Linked DNA regions of Homo sapiens: region 2 is linked to region 1. A link is a loop called in an ENCODE intact Hi-C map of the cell type or tissue named here. Cell type or tissue: PC-3. All regions are shown on one strand. Each heading gives the region's core, and the rest is flanking DNA. Links, peaks and the distances in the headings are about the cores only. Region 1 has its middle 11 kb from the start of THUMPD3. Region 2 has its middle 8.0 kb from the start of RAD18.

Region 1 (8,506 bases), core at 1,269-6,268:
CCCATCTCTACTAAAAATACAAAAAAATTAGCCGGATGTGGTGGCGGGCGCCTGTAGTCCCAGCTACGCAGGAGGCTGAGGCAGGAGGATGGCATGAACCCGGGAGGCAGCACTTTCAGTGAGCCCAGTTTGCGCCACTGCACTCCAGCCTGGGCGATAGAGCGGGACTCTGTCTCAAAAAAAAAAAAAAAAAAAAAAAAAAAAAAAATTAGCTGGCCATGATAGTGCATACCTGTGGTCCCAGCTACTTAGGAGGGTGAGGTGGGAGGATTGCTTGAGCCTGGGAGGTGGAGGTTGCAGTGAGCCAAGATCGTGCCATGGTATTCCAGCCTGGGTGACAGTGAGATCCTGTCTCAAAAAAAAAAAAAAAAAAAGAAAAAAAAGTCCCATAAACAGGTCTCACGGTTCAGGAAATATCTCTCTATCCCATGTTGTTCACCGGTAGTATGTTACTGTGGTTTGAATGTGTGCCACCAAAGTTCATGTGTTTGAAACTTAAGCCCCATTGGAACAGTGTTGAGAAGTGGGATCTTTAAGCTGTGATTAGATCATGAGGGCTCTACCTAGATGAATGAATTAATGCTGTTATCATGGAAGTAGGTTAATTATTGCAGGAGTGGATTCCAGATAAAAGGATGAGTTTTGCTCCCTTCTCCCTCTCATGTGTGTTCTCTTTCCCTTCTGCCTTCTGCCGTGGGGTGACATAGCAAGAAGGCCCTCACCAGATGCCAGCACCTTGACATTGGACTTTCCAGCCTCCAGAAATGTGAGAAATAAATGTCTTTACTTTATAAATTACTTGTGTTCTAATGGAAGAAACAGATAATACAGAAAATATATACATCACATTTCTGTGGTAATAAGCATTAGGGAGAAAAATTAAGCAAGGTGGTTGGTGGACGGTGCTGGAGAGGTGGAGGAATATGTCTATTGTATGTCAGGTGGTCAGGTAAAGCCTCTTTGATAAGGTGACAAAGTAGACCCTGAATGAAACAACAGAGCAAGCTATTTAGATAGCCAGGAGGGGAGCATCCCAGGCAGAAGGCCTCAGCATATTCAGCAGGGCCTAGGAATAGCCAGGTGGCCAGTGAGGCTGCAGAGGAGTGAGCAGGATAGAGGTGGAAGAGAGATGGGATGGATACATCGTAGAAGTCAGTGTCTCACAAATTATCACCGTGCCTGACCAAAACAAACGAACAAACAGACAATCACTCTGGCTGCTGCCTGGACAATGTTAGGGAGCAGGAATGGAAGCAGTTACTAGGTGATTTCATTGGTCCAAGTGAGAGATGATGATATCTCAAACTAGGATATTAGGGGTGGGTGTGGTGAGAACTGTCAAATTCTGGGGTGTTTTGAAGGATGGGCTGTCATTGCTGGTGTTTTAGATTTGGGTTTGAAAAGAAAGGAGAGGAAGTTTGAGGGTCAGACTTAGCAGATTTGCTGGTTTAGAGTAACCATGTCCTGCTGACAGATGCATGGCCAAGAACGAGGCTAAACTGTCACAAAGTAAGTACAAGTGGGCACATATGCTCTTTATGGTTCTGGTTTATTACAAAGAAAAATGGTATGTTCGTTTATATCAGAAAGAACCAGATGACCTCCTTGGAAAATATTGACTAAAATGGATCTTGCTAGAAAATGCCAGTTTGAGACAGGTAACATTACATGTAGAAATTGAAGCCACTCATTTCTTTCTAACTGGAAGTAGTGGTTATATTAAACTAAAGAGTAAACAAGCATATGATTAAGTGTGATGATTCATATCAGATATAGTGACACAAATGAGGAGGAGCTCAGTGGTGCTTGTTCCCACAAACCTGGATATCTTTTTTACCTTAATGTCTTCCTATCCTTGCCTATTCTTTTTTTTTTTTTTTTTTTTGAGATGGAGTCTCGCTCTGTCACCCCGGCTGGAGTGCAGTGGCGCAATCTCGGCTCACTGCAAGCTCCGCCTCCCGGGTTCACACCATTCTTCTGCCTCAGCCTCCTCAGTAGCTGGGAGTACAGGCGCCTGCCACCATGTCCGGCTAATTTTTTTTGTGTTTTTTAGTAGAGACCGGGTTTCACCGTGTTAGCCAGGATGGTTTCGATCTCCTAACCTCGTGATCCACCCGCCTCGGCCTCCCAAAGTGCTGGGATTACAGGCATGAGCCACCGCGCCCGGCCTCCTTGCCTATTCTTAAAGTAAAACAAGGTCCTGGGTAGAAAGTCAGATAGCACAGCCACTCCCTTGCCCACCTTCTTCCTCTCCTGCAGAGAGAGGCAAGGACTGTTAGCCACTTCTGCTTTTCGTTTCTATGGTGATTACCTTCATGGCTCTAAAAGACACGTTTGTAGTGCCATTTCTTGCTTTTTCAATTTTTGCTATTATCTGCGGACTTTGTTATGGTACTTGAAGTTTAGCCTATTAACATTACCACCATCCTGTCGCCCCCTTCCTTCTTCTGCCATTATAGCTACAACCCAATGTAGTTTGTTCCTCTACATTAAATTTACCTTTTAAGTGTAAGGGATATATTAGTATTAAACATCTTCTTGTTCTGTCAGTTATGCACAGCATCTCTTGATCCCCCGCACTGTGAGACAAGGGTTTCATTGGCACTCCTGGCCTTTACCTCTCCTCCCTTCCTTGTACTCCCCAATCTATTTTGTTAAAAGAAGATCCCACTTGGCCAGTTGGATTCCTGTGGGGATGTAATTGAAAGAAGGATGCCCCTACACCTGCTTTTCATTCAGTACACTACTGAAATTCCATCTCCCCCAAGAAAACCTTTTGGGACCTCATTGAGAGATAAGAGATGTATCTATTAATATAATCTTATTAATGAAATAATAGCCTAGGAGTCCATGAACCTTTAACCCGAAGGACCTTTGTCCTGTCAGGTGTTAACAACTAGAGGGAAATACAATCAGCTTTGGCTGTGCTCTAAGCAAGCAGAGGCTTATTTACTTTTCCCGTGCCCTTTCAAGCCAAGGGCTATAAAACCGCTTTAGTAACATAACCCCTGTGAGAGCTTGTTGGTGGACTTAGTGCCATCACAGTAAATTTTCAAGAGAATGTATATGAAATTTATTCTTCTCCTTGAATTTCATGTTGATAAGTAAGTTGATTTAAAAGCAGCTCATTCGTTTGGAAAGGAACTGTATCCTTATAACTGAGATTACTGGAAGAAGGTCATGAGCTGGGGAATGCAGCACCCCTGCCACCTAGTGGTTCCTCCTGCTGAAACACTGCTTTTGCAAAGCACAGAAAACACAAATTGAGTTAGTATAGGAGTCAAATACAGCGAATGTCCTGAATCTGGGAAACTTCCATTCTCTCCTCCCTGTGTGATATCAGAGGAACGAAAAGAGCACTGACAAGGGAGAATGTTGTAGGTAAACATGGATAGCCATCAGGTCTCCTGCACAAAGGGGCAGCTGCAGGAAGCAGGAAGTGCAACAAATGAGCAAAGAAAGGGACAGGATCCCTCAGCAGTGGTCACTGCAGCAGCAACACGGTGCCAAAGGCAAAGCAGAATCACCAGCAAGATCAGCAGGGACAATGATGATAAAGCCACATAGGCTCAGCATCAACAACAGCCCTAGAGACTGTGGCCTTGGGACTGTAGTACTGCTTGATTCATGGTAAACCAATCAGGACACTCAGGGAACAACAACAGAAATCAGCATTTACAGAGCACATACTCAGTTGAGGCAGAGTTTTACCTGTATATCACATAATAGTCTATGGGGGTAGATATTCTTATTAGCCGTGTTATACAGGTGATGAAATTGAGGCTAACTAACTGGCCTAAAGTCACAGAGTTGATGAGACTTAGAGCCAAGATTCAAACGCACACCAAGGTGGCCTGACCCCAGCTGCAGAGCTCTTAACTACAGACATGCATTGCTAAAAGAAGGGGATATGATCCGAGAAATGTGCTGTTAGGTGATTTTGTCATTGTGTGAACCCATAGCCAGCTACACACTGTTAACAAAAGACCATGAGGCCAGGCATGGTGGCTCACGCCAGTAATCCCAGCACTTTGGGAGGCCGAGGTGGGTGGATCACCTGAGGTCAGGAGTTTGAGACCAGCCTGGTCAACATGGTGAAACCCTATCTCTACTAATAATACAAAAATTAGCCAGGCGTAGTGATGCGTGCCTGTAATCCCAGCAACTCAGGAGGCTGAGGCAGGAGAATCACTTGAAGCTGGGAGGTGGAGGCAGCAGTGAGCTGAGATCGTGCCACTGTGCTTCAGCCTGGGTGACAGAGTGAGACTCCATCTCAAAAAAAAAAAAAAAAAAAATGTCCATAACATCTGTGGAGGAAAAGGGGAGAGTTTTATTTTCTGTAAAAAACAATCTGCAGATTGGGGAAATGCAGCTTCAGGTGTAAAACAGAAGTGGGCTCTAAGCAGGGTGGAAAGTTAGAGATTATAAAGGCAAAAACTGCAGGACAGGGGAGGGTAATCAGGGGAGTCAGAAACAGAGTGTCGATTAGATGGCCTTAAAGCCCCAAATCACCAGTCTCTCTTAATTGGCTGGTTCCAGGTTGTCTGTTGGCAGGAGGTGGTCTTGTGGTGGTCAACTGGGGAATTCCCAGCTGCCGTTGTTTCCAGGAACTCTTCTTTGACTTGGTTGCAGAAAAACAGGTTTTGCAGCATTCTCTAAGGACACGAAGAGCTTGACTGCTCCCTCACCCTTCCATGGCCCCTTGGGTCTGTTTTTACTTTTGAGCCACAGAGAATCCATTTTGTCTGTTAACTGGGGGTATAATTTGACAACACCTAGGCTGTTTGATACAGCCTGTTGCTCCTAGGCTACAAACCTGACAGTATGTTACTGTATTGGATACTGTAGGCAATTGTAACACAATGGTAAGTATATGTGTATCTAAACATAAAAAAGGTACAGGAAAAATAGAGTATTATAATCTTATGGGACCACTTTTGTATATGCGGTCCATGCATTCACTAAAACTTTGTTACGCAGCACATGACTGTTCCAGGCTCTTCTTCTTCCCTCAGGGAGGAGGGAATATGGGGTTCAATCCCTCTAACTCTACTGACCTTATTGAGGGATGCTTGTGAATTGGGATCCCTTATTGAAGGATGCTTGTGAATTGGAACTCTAACGCGATTAAGATTGGTCCTAGATCTTCCACCAACTTGCAAAAGGATATTTAGCCTTTCAGGAACATTTTCTTTGACTGGAAAATAGGGATACAATGGTGACTATCTCATAAATTGCTGGGAAGTTTCACTGAGATAAGGTAAAATTTCTGGCACATGGCAAATGAAGTAGATTGCCTACAAAGGTTTTTCAACAATTCTTCTCATGGTTATAAGTACCACTATTGCTTTCTAGAAAAGGTGGTATCTCGGCTGGGTTTATGATTTACTTTGACCCCCTAGAATGTGGCAGATGTGTCACTGGCTAATTCCAAGTCTAGGTTGCAAGAGCCTCCTTTTTTCCTCTCTTGGACTGCTCTTGCCTCTATGTAAAGAAGCCCAGCCTGAACTCTTGCATGTTGAAAGACCACATGAAAAAAGAGGCATGAGGGAGCCAGCATCCTAGCAGAGCCCACCATCTGACTACAGTCACATGAGCAAGCCTAGGTGAGCCCAGAACTCACCTGCCAACCCCCGGGATGACAAGAAATAATAAATCACTGTGGTAAACTACTAAGTTTTGGGGTAGTTTGTTATGTAGCAAATAATAAGTTCTCAGTTAATGGTATCTATTAATATTATGGTTGGTGCTGGTGAGAAATTCAGCCAGCTAGCTGGCTCATCATTAGGCCACTGATTTTTTTTCCCTTTCACCAGAGTAGCTGGAAGAAAGAAGAGTTACATGTGCAAGTGAACACTGCTTATTACAGATGTGTCTGATCTCTTTATTAAAACAGAAAGACTATTCAGAAAGTCTATTCAGAAAGACTTTGTTAGCACCTCAAATTACCATCTACATTTGAAATAATGTGGAAGCATATTTCTTCAAACATAGTTACAACTCAGACTTTTCACTAAACCCATTGTACTGGGACCCTCCTAGCCATCATGTTGAAGAGTCTGAGGCATGGACAGGGACTTATCCATTTCATCCAGCATCTCAAAGCCCTGAAGATGATGCTTTACTCTAACCTTCTTCTCCTTTGCATTCCCCTCCCTAAATTATCTTTTTCTGTCCATACATATCCTTTCCCTCTCTCCTTGCCTTTCCTATCTCTTTTCTTTGTTGTGATGATTAAATAAGACCTTCCCTACTGAAATGTAAGCTCCAAGAAGGAGATTTTCATCTGTTTTGTTCTCTACAAAAATATTCTTTGCTTAGAAAAGTGCCTGGCACACACAAGGTGTGCAGTGAATATGTGTTGACTGAATTAAATTGTGCACGTAAAGCACTTAGGACAGTGTCTGACATAGAGTAGATGGCACTCAATAAATATAACCTATGGCAACTCAGGACTATAATAAATGAAATTATTCACATTTGTCTTTTTTTTTTTACAGATCACTCCTTTATTGTACAGATCAGGAAAAAGGATTTAGTACTGCTATGCTCAAATGAACACTGGGCCCATGTGTCAGGGCCAAGCAACTAGAACATGATTCAGAAATCAGTCAGAGAGAGACACACTTGGACAAGACCAAGAGGCATTTCATTGTCACGAAACAAGGTGGGGGAGGGATTCCAAAACACACAGCAGGAAGTACTTCTAACCCTCAGAGGTCAAGGAGCTTATTCCATGTTGGTATGAGGAATGGCTTATTTTCTGATGACCACATGTGGGACTATTTCAACTGCCACGAGAAATCCCAGAAGGATTATTGTTTTGTATTATTTATATATACTATACCTTTTTAAAAAAATAAAATAAATGTAACACATAAACTAAATTCAGGATTGATCCCAACCTTCTGGAGCCAGCTTCTCTGGGGTCAGGGAAGAAACAGTTGTCATATCACCATAGAGGTTATATTCATCTTCCACTGGAATGAATAGAGCCCCCAGGCAGTGGCTTAACAGGCTGTCTTGCTTCATTGGTCATGGCTTGGCATGGTTCCTCCCCACAAATCCTTAGTAAACAAAGCACTTGTGAAAACCCAGGTCACTACCTTTAAACTCTGTTGGACAAGAGGAGCTTTCCACAGCTTGGGCTGAGAAGCCTTGCCCTAGAAGTGCTGTTCTGACTAGATTGTATGAAGGGAGTGGGTGCAGGAGACAAAATGGCTAAAATGAAAATGGGAGCCACTGGTGCCCATCTGCAGCTACAGCTCAAGATGCCTACAGATGTGGTCAGTGTGACATGTGCAGGAGGGAGGGGCAGGGGGACGCGATGGGCAGGGAGGGTGCTCCTGGGGACAGTAGCCTGCCCGCTGGCCTTTACTTCTTGGCCTTACCCTGGGCAGCCACAGCTTCCATGGCTTTACGCATGGTCTCTTCATCCCCCAGGAACTGTATGGGTTTCAAGTTCTTGTCCAATTCATAGACAACGGGAATACCAGTGGGCAGGTTCAGCTCCATGATAGCCTCTTCAGAGAGGCCCTCCAGATGCTTGACAATGCCCGGGGGGCTGTTGCCATGGGCTGCAATTAGTACCTGCTTCCCCTCCTTGATCTGGGGAACTATTTCTTCATTCCAAAAGGGCAGAGCCTTGGCAATAGTGTCCTTCAGACTCTCACAGGAGGGTAGCTGATCTTCAGTGAGGTTTGCAAACCTGCGATCCTTACTGATGTTGTAGAAAGGATGGTCGGGCTCCATTAGAGGTGGTGGGACATCATAGGAGTGCCTCCAGATCTTCACCTGGGCCTCACCATGCTTTGCAGCAGTTTCTGCTTTATTGAGACCGATCAGACCCCCAGAGTGCTGCTCATTGAGGCACCAATCCTCACTACTGGCAGCCACGTCTGATCAATGGCATCTAGCACTGTCCAGAGGGTCTGGATCACTCTCTTCTGCACTGAGGTGAAGCAGATGTCAAACTCAGCCGGCTTCTCACAGCACCTGCCTGCCACACTTCGCCTCCTTATGGCCCGCTGGGCTCAGGTCGGTGTTGTACCAGCTGCTGAAGCGGTTCTCCGGATTCCACATGCTCTCGCCATGCTGGATCAACACCAATTTGTAGGCAGCCATGGTGGCGGGCTGGGGATGCGACGCTGACTGGGGTTCGCGGATTCTGGAGGCACATTTGTCTTTTTAAATGTTTGATTACTTTTAGTCTTTCTCCCTTTTCTTTCCACTCTTCTTTTCACTCTTTGTCTCTTTCTTGTTTTCTCTCTTCCTTAGTCATTGCATATTCTCTGCTACCCTTACTGTGGTCTGCCAGGGACTCTCATAGATGTCATTTCACCTACCACAGAGAATGTGCAGAGAAAAGGTTTTGGAGCTTTGTCTTGGATGAAATGTAACTATTTGTGATTCATAGCTGACTTAGTACTGCACATAAAATTCTACTGTTGCGGTGAACCCAATTTTGGTGCTACTGAATAATGAGGAGCCTAGATGATTGAAAATG
Region 2 (8,506 bases), core at 1,975-6,974, 380 kb after region 1:
CAAGGGTCAGATCCTGCCTCTAACACGAGGGAGCATTTTATGTTGGGAAATTCCCTAGAGAAAGAGCTGTGCGGGGGTTGGGGAAAGGCCTCCTAGGAACAGCCTGCCAGACAATTGCCTCCACACCTAAGCAGGGAAGTCTAGAAAGGACCCCACTGCTGCCTCAGTGCAAGCAGCGAGGCATGGCCTTGGAGTAGCCTGAAGAGGAGCTTTTGCAGTGGAGGGTTGTGGAGAAGGATGGGGGTGAGGCGGGAGTAAGAGACCCCCCCGCCCAGAACCCCCCAACCCCCAACACCTTACATCCTCCTCAACACGCCCCCACTGCTGCCCCTGGAAGCAGCAGAAGTGGCAGTTTTCTTTTGGGCAGTGAGTGGAGGTTTGTGTTTAAATAAAGGGATGCCAAGAAGAGGCAGAGAGAGGACAAGAACTTCCCAGGCCTTTTCAGCCACCCCAGAAAGCAGGTCAGCCTCACACTGGAGGCCCGGGGCCGGCTCCATACTGGACTCCAGGCTGGGATTTGTGGGGTGGCTAAAAAGGCCTGGGACCTTCCTCTGATACCCAGAGAACCTAGTATCAGGTCTCCCAACCACTCCTCACTGCCTCAGAGACACCTCCCCTGACCTCCTTGCTTAAAGCAGTCACCATGAGGTTAATATGTTTTATTTTCTTCATTGCCCTTATCATCATTGGAATTGATTTGTTTCTTTATGTGTAGTCTGTCTCCCTCAATCCAGAATGTAAGCTCCAGAAAATCTGGGGTTTTGTCTATCTTGTCCATACTGTCTCGAGATGGTAGTAGGGTGTCTAGCACATAGTAGGTACTCAATAATTATTTATGGATGAAATGAATCTTCACCTACAACTGGGGGGAAAGTGCCATTTCTGAGTGAGGTGGGCTTGGTAGCTAAACAAAGTCATATCTTTGGTGGTCATTCCCTCATTTAACAAACAGTTCTTGAAACTTACTGTGTGCCAAGTGTTATTCTGGGATGCAGCTTTGAACCAAGCAGACCAAGATCCCAATGGAGCTTATGGCCAAATGCTGGCGACAGATAATGACAACCACAAAGCCAGAAACACCCAGGGCATGGGGAGGAAGAATACTAGAATCTGCTTTAGACTGAGAGGTTGGGCCGGCCTCTCTGAGGAGGGGAGTTTAAACTGGGAAAAGCCTGAGAAGGAGACCACCATGCCAAGGGGTGACCAGGCAGGCACATGAAGAGAAAGAGATTGGCACAGGAGGAGAATGGAGAAGGCCATGTGGCTGGAGCTGAGGGGGTGAGAGATGTGAGAACAGCTGTCGAGAAGAACACAGGCAGGGCCTTTTGCGCCATGGTATCCATTTTGAAGTTATTCTAAGAACAATGAGAAGCCCTTGGAAGGTTGCAATAGGGGCATTACTTGATTCTACTTATTATTGTTAAAAAATTAATGGCTGGGTGTGGTGGCTCATGCCTGTAATCCCAGCACTTTGGGAGACCAAGCCGGGAGGATCTCTTGAGGCCAGGAGTTTGAGACCAGCCTGGGCAACAGAATGAGATCTTATCTCTACTAAAAAAATAAAAATAAAAAATTAGCTAGGTGTGGTAGTGCACGCCTGTAGTCCCAGCTACTTAAGAGGCAGAGGCAAGAAGATCACTTGAGCCCAGGAATTTAAGGCTGCCGTGAGCCAGTATTGTGCCACTGCCCTCCAGCCTGGGTGACAGAATGAGACATTGTCTAATAATAATAATAATAGTAATAATTCATCATCTCTGGCTCTGGACCACAGCCACTTTTTAACAACGGAGGGCTTGCATGATAATTGAGGATTAAAGTGCTGCAGGGGCCACGATGCTATGTCATGAATCCCAGATTACAGTGAACCTGCTTCTCTTTATCTGAGGGCCGATGCAAGAGGAAGAGTATTATTATTATTATTATCATTATTATTATTTTTCGAGATGAAGTCTTGCTTTGTCACCCAGGCTAGAGTGCAGTGGCGCAGTCTTGGCTCACTGCAACCTCTGCCTCCCGGGCTCAAGCAATTCTTCTGTCCCAGCCTCCCAAGTAGCTGGGATTACAGGCGACCATCCCCGTGCCTGGCTAATTGTTTGTATTTTTAATAGAGATGAGTTTTCACCATGTTGGCCAGGCTGGTCCCGAACTCCTGACCTCAAGTGATCTACCCGCCTCGGCCTCCCAAAGTGCTGGGATTACAGGTGTGAGCCACCGGGCCTGGCCAGGAGGAAGTATTATTATTAGTGTTTCGGAGCCTTGAGTGCCCCCATTCAGTGATGTTTCCGGACTTCCAGCTCTGCTTCCCTTCTCCATCCAGACATCCACACATGGTCCGTCTGACCCACTGAGAGATTGATTCAAATTCCTCCTAACATGGAGATCAATGGCCCCTGCATGTCACAGAGCTGCAGACTTCCCTTCCCGGGCAACTCAGAGTCCAGTCATCCGTGGAACAAGATTTTCCTTCTTCATTTGCCAGTTATTGTAACTGGACATAAACTAGTGCTTAGAGGTCTTTAATCTTCTGATAAATAGCATGACCCTTTTTGCTTTATACCATGCTGTCGAGAAATGTATTAAGGACTTGGTTGGTTACCAGTGACAACAACCCAACTTAGCCTGGTTTGTATCACAAGGCATGCTTTTTGCCCCCATCTGTATGAAAAGTCCAGAGATAAAAATGGATTTAAGCAGGCTGGGCCCAAGTATTCCAAGGATGTCAACAGGATTGGGTCTCTCCACTTCTCAGCCCTGCGTTCCTTCACACTGTACTCTCAGGCTGATTCTTCTCAAGTGATGGCAAAGATGGCCCAAAGCAGTTCTAGACTTGCGTCCTAGCATTTAGCTACCCCAGTAGAAAAAACTGTCTCTCTTTCCCAGTGAATGAGTCAGAGTCCCAGGATTGCCTCTGATTGGCCTAGCTTGAGTCACATGCTTACCATGAACCAATCACTCAGTGGAGGGTGGGTCTTACTGTCATTGACCAGATCTGGCTACTTGCCCAGTCTTGAGCTAGATTTGGGATTAGCCTTGCCTGACCACATGGTTGAGAGTAGATTAAGGGCTGTTTCCCAAAATGAATAGATGAGTTCTATTATTGGAAGGATGATGCTGGGGCCAGGTGTGGTGGCTCAATCCTGTAATCCCAGCACTTTGGGAGGTAGGGAGGGAGGTTCACTTGAGGGTAGGAGTTTGAGACCAACCTGGGTAACATAGTGAGACTCTGTCACTACAGACACACACACACACACACACACACACACACACACACACACACACACACACACACAATGAGGCAGGCATGGTGGCGTGAGCCTGTAATTCCTGCTACTTGGGAGGCTGAGGTAGGAGGATCTCACTTGAGCCCAGGAGTTTGAGGCTGCAGTGAGCTGTGATCACACCACTGCCCTCTAGTCTGGGCAACAGAGTGCGATCCTGCCTCTTGAAAGAAAGAACAAAGATGCTGAGCAGGCAAAGCCCAGAGAGCTTATCAAGAGCTCCAGTCTCCAGAGGACACTCTTGAGAAACACATTCATAGCATGGACATTCTCGCATCCCTTCCCCAGGTCCACAGGCCCCTGTCGACTGCAGGATCACACCCCTGTCTCCAGGTAAATGCTTTGTCTTTCCACAGCACCCATCCCCAAAAAGGAGTACAGCCACCCTGGTGGATATGAATGAGGACTCCAAGGCTAGGCTGCCTGGGTTTAAATCCCAGCTTCCCTCCTTTCTCACTGAAAGACCTCGGGAAAGTGAACACTTCAGTTCTCATTTCTAAAGTAGGGACAGTAACAGCCCTGCCTTGTAGGCTTGCTGTTGGGACAGCATCTGACACAGAGAAACCCCCAATAAATGTAGCTGCTATAGTTGTGATCTTGCCTTTTGGAGAGTCTTGATTCCAGTGCCCCAGTCCCAAAGCTGCATTCACCATTTTCTCCATATAGACAGGTAAATATGTTCATCTTGAGCACTTACTATGTGCTAGGCACTGTTTTAAGCAATTTTTCATAGACAGTCTCATTCTCTTGCAACAGACAGCTATAAGATATAAACTATTATTAGTCCTGTGAGGTTCAGAGAGGTAAAGTAATTTTCCCAAGATCACAGTAGTAAGTGGTAAACCCCAATGCATGCAGATCAACTCACACAACATGAGTGGCCAGCTACCTCCATTCCCCACATTAATTTCTTTGTTTCCAACATGTCTGGCCAAGGTCTCCATTTCCAGTGATGCCAAACACAGAGATACCTGTGTTTCTGGTAGACCCAGCAGGACAGAGGTTCCTGGTCACCATCCCTTCCTTGGCCTCCAGATACAGACATAATATATGTGGCTGCAGGATCCCAGATCGGGTGAATTCGACATTTTGTCCCCTATAGGCCCAGCACAGGCCCCTGCACATAGTGCTTACTAAATGATGGGTTAGAAGAAAAGATGAGAAGTAAATAAATTACGCATGAGTGGGATGATCGCCTATCTGCATTTCCCTCTCAAAGCGCGAGCCCACATCCAGCCTGATACTCTGCTGCCCTCATGTGGTCATTTGTAAGATGGCAGGCAGGGTAAGCAGCCTCTAATTTTTGTTATCAAAATTTTCAGATTTACAGAATGCAGAGAATAGCACAGTTAACCCATTATGTCTATCATCTAGTTTTAAAAATTATTCACATTTTTATGAGTTTGCTTTACCTCTGTTTTTGAATTTCAAAAAAATCGCTAACACCATGACATTTTACCCTGAAACATATCAGTATATGTCTCTAAAAATGACATTTTCCTGCATAATGATGACAATCTCATGATCACACTGAATAAAACTAATGACAATTTCTCAATAACATGTTACCTAATCCATATTCCATTTTCCTTGATTGTTCCAAAAATGTCATTTAAAAGTTGCTTTGTTCAAATCAGCATCCCGTCTAATGAGTATTGTCTCTTAATTTTTCTAGAGTATGCCCCGTCATGACTGGCTGAGCTTGTTTTCTGGTGAAATGCCCCACAACCAGCATTTGCCTGACTGCTTCCTTGAGTTGTCAGTTCACTGGTTGCTGTCCTCCCCTGTATGTTTTTTTATTTTATTCTATTTATTTTTTTGAGATAGGGTGTCATTCCATCGCCCAGGCTGGAGTGCAGTGGTGCAATCACGGCTCAATGCAACCTTGCCTTTCTGGACTTAGATGATTTTCCCACCTCAGCCTCCTGAGTAGCCAGGACTACAGGTGTGCACCACCATCCCTGATTAATTTTTTGTATTTTTTTTTTTTCTTTTGGTAGAGACTGGGGTGGGGGCTGAATCTCACTACGTTGCCCAGGCTGGTCTCAAACTCCTGGGATCATACTTGGCCTTCCAAAGTGCTGAGATTACAGGCGTGAGCCACCCTGCCTGATCCTACTCTGTATGTCTTTTAAATGGCAAGTTGGATCTACACCTTTGATTAGATTCAGTTTCACCATTTTTGGAGAGTACACTTCCTAGGTGACGTGCACTTCATATTACATCACATCAGGAGGTACCCACTGCTTGGTGCCCACTTTTAGGATCAAAAAACTTGATGAATAAGTTCAGGTGGGTTCATCCTCATCTTTCTCTGTGAGTAACAAGTGAACTTGTTGGCCTGATAATTTGGGGACCTGATACATATCCAGTTCCCCAAGAACCACTCTCAGAACTGTTTTATCACCCATTGGTGATCATTGCTTGAAACAATAATATTTCATTAGAATCTGCAAAATGGTGAGTTTCTAATTTTATCATTTCCTCTATATGTTTTAGCTACTAATTGAATACTTATCCACAAGAGCTAGTATTTCTCTAAACATAGCTTATTCTGAAAAGGAGGAATAAATGCTTAATTCTTTTCTATTATTCATCAACTTTCAGAGTAAGAAGCTGATACAATGACAACCCCCAGTGGCAGTAAATGAAGGCTTTCCTTTGTTTTGCTGAGATTAATTATAACTTTCTCGATGTAAAAATATCCAGTGCATTTCAATCCATTGCAATTGATGTTCTTTTTATTGCTTAAGTGCGTAGAAGCAAGTTCAAGCTGCCTCTTACATCCACTAGTTTTCAACTTCTTTACTGGGGGCACAATAAGATGTTCTAGGCTCATCTTGTACCTGCCCTGCCCCAGACCTAAAACCAAACATTTCTCCAAGAAACACTGTTTCCTTTTAGTGGGGATGGTATTTAGAGACCACACTCCACACACGGCAAGTGGGAGAGCTGAGATTTGGACCCAGGCAGTCTGACTTCAGAGTTGGCGCTCTTAACCTTTGTACCCTCTGGTCAACATATTTATTAGTGATGATAACAGTAATAATTACAACTGTAACTCCCACTGCCATACGCAGCCGTTCACCATGTGACAGGTGCTCTGCTAGGTGATTTCCAGCCTTTTTAAAAGAGCTAATCCTTATAACAGCCCTCTAAGTCAGTCATTATTATTTCAATCTTACAGAAGAGGAAAATAAGGCTCAGAGAAATGAGTGTCTTATCCGAGACCAGATGGTAAGTGACAGAGCATGGATTCAGATTTCTGTCTGTGTGACTCTACATCATGTTCCCTTCGTTGCTGTAAACTATATCAATTGGTGACAATTCTGTCTCCTTTCAACGGTTCTTTGCTTGGCTCCCTGAGCCCTGGCACTCCTATGTCCCAGGGCCCCAGGCTCAGGCATGTGTTTGGTGTCTTTCTGGGTAACTCACCCAGAGAACATTTGTTGGGTCCCCGCTACATTTGTGGGGTCTATCCAGGTCACTCACAGCTGTGCTAGGGCACAGAGGAGTTGGGAAGAGAAAGGCTGGTTCTGTCTCCTCCAGGAACCCATGGTTTAGTGAGGGAGACTAAACAGTTGCTATTAGTGTGTTTGTGCTATAACATGAGGTGTAACCTGCTTTCACTCTCCCAGAGGAGCAGTCAGCTCTCCTCTGGGGCTCTGGGAAACCAAATAAGCTTTAACAACCAAAAAAGTAGGGCGTCCAGATGCCATGACAGATGGTGGGAGAGATTTTCTGGTACAGGACTCAGCCACACACCTTTCAAATGGTTGCAGGTTGGTGGCTGCCTCTTTGTAAGGAAGAATGGCTAGGAGCCTATGGAGGCAGGAGGAGTTGCACGGGCCAGCCCCTGGCACCCGTAATCGGAATTATGCACCAGAATGGAAGCAGAGCAGAGACAGGCACAGGGGTCTAACAGAGCAGGAGAGGATGCTGGGAGTTGGCTATGGGAAAGATGAAGGACCAGCAGGACTGGGGCTCCAGCCACTCTGTATCTGGGGGCTCCTGAGCCAGGCTCCGGGCAAGTGGAAGACTCCTGTACAGGGTCACCATGGTTTTTAATCATTGCATCAGTAAACCATTGCTGTGGAACAACCCATGCCCACAGTTAGAGGCTTAAGAGAATAAACATTTATTATTTGCCATGATCCCGTGGGTATGTTGAGCAGTTTTCTGGTCAGGGCTGGCTGAGCTGATCTCTGCAGTAAGCAGGTGCTTTGGCTGGGGCTGGATAGTCTAGGATGACCTCACTTATGTATTGTAGGTGGTTTGATGTTGGCTGGGGTGGCAAGGTAACTTGGCTGTCTGTCTCTGATCACCCAGGAGGATCACAAGCTGGGGCTTATTCACATGGTGGCTATTAGTGCACAAGCCTCTGCTTGGGTCACCTTTGTTAATGTCCTGTTGGCCAAAGCAAATCACAAGATCAACCCCAGATTCAAGGAGTGGAGCCACAGACCCACCTGTTGCTGGAAGGAGTCCCATGGAAACAAAGTGTGGATAGGCAGGGGAAAAATTTATAAGCATTTTTGCAACCTGCTTACTTGCAGGCGCCCATTCCCTCTTTTTCTGTATGTCACACCCTGTTGTTCATTTGGGGCATCACTCCCACTCCCAAACTCACACTTAGATAATCTGAGGCACAGCGATTGGTTCAAGGATGGGCATGTGACCCAATTCTGGCCAGTGAGACTTGCTCCTGGTACTTTTGCTGAGAACTGTTGGGAATGAGGTCCGTCCTTTCTGCTGAGGCAGCTGTGCTAATAGAATGCAGGCCTGGAGCTTCTGGAGCCATGTTTGCCTCTCATGGGGGGAGCCTGCATGAGCGTTAAGTCGACAGTGAGGGAAGAAGATATAAGGCATTAAGAAAGAGTGATTATGGCCAGGCGCGGTGGCTCACGCCTGTAATCCCAGCACTTTGGAAGGCTGAGGCTGGGAGTTCACGAGGTCAGGAGTTCAAGACCAGCCTAACCAATATGGTGAAACCCCGTCTCTACTAAAAATACACAAGAATTAGTTGGGCATGGTGGCACACGCCTGTTGTCCCAGTAGGGAGGCTGAAGCAGGATAATCGCTTGAACCCAGGAGACAGAGGTTGCAGTGAGCTGAGATTACACCACTGCACTCCAGCATGGGCGACACAGTTAGACTCCGTCTCAAAAAAAAAAAAAAAAAAAGAAGAAAGAGTAATTGAGAGGGAAGAAGAGAGACCACCTGGATCA

What was found. A loop is a pair of places that touch in the nucleus more often than their neighbours do. Peaks named below come from ENCODE experiments on the same cell type or tissue, not always from the same donor. Only the 100,000 strongest peaks of a DNase experiment are listed, where the experiment ranks them.
Region 2: it touches region 1 in a loop (8-fold over the local background); 9 of 110 quality-filtered maps call a loop at or near these places.

The regions. Positions count from the first base shown.
Region 1 is chr3:9,348,061-9,356,566 of GRCh38, reverse strand. It overlaps a transcript of SRGAP3 not described here and the pseudogene PGAM1P4. Among named protein-coding and RNA genes, the nearest start is that of THUMPD3, 11 kb to the left of the region's middle. In PC-3, for the core only: a CTCF peak has its summit at 3,213 (motif pointing left); DNase peaks (open chromatin) are centred at 1,756, 3,196 and 4,636; H3K4me3 peaks cover 954 bases; H3K27ac peaks cover 5,000 bases.
Region 2 is chr3:8,967,196-8,975,701 of GRCh38, reverse strand. No RefSeq gene overlaps it. Among named protein-coding and RNA genes, the nearest start is that of RAD18, 8.0 kb to the right of the region's middle. RefSeq lists a silencer at 4,403-4,697. In PC-3, for the core only: CTCF peaks have their summits at 4,346 and 4,545 (motif pointing left); DNase peaks (open chromatin) are centred at 2,961 and 4,511.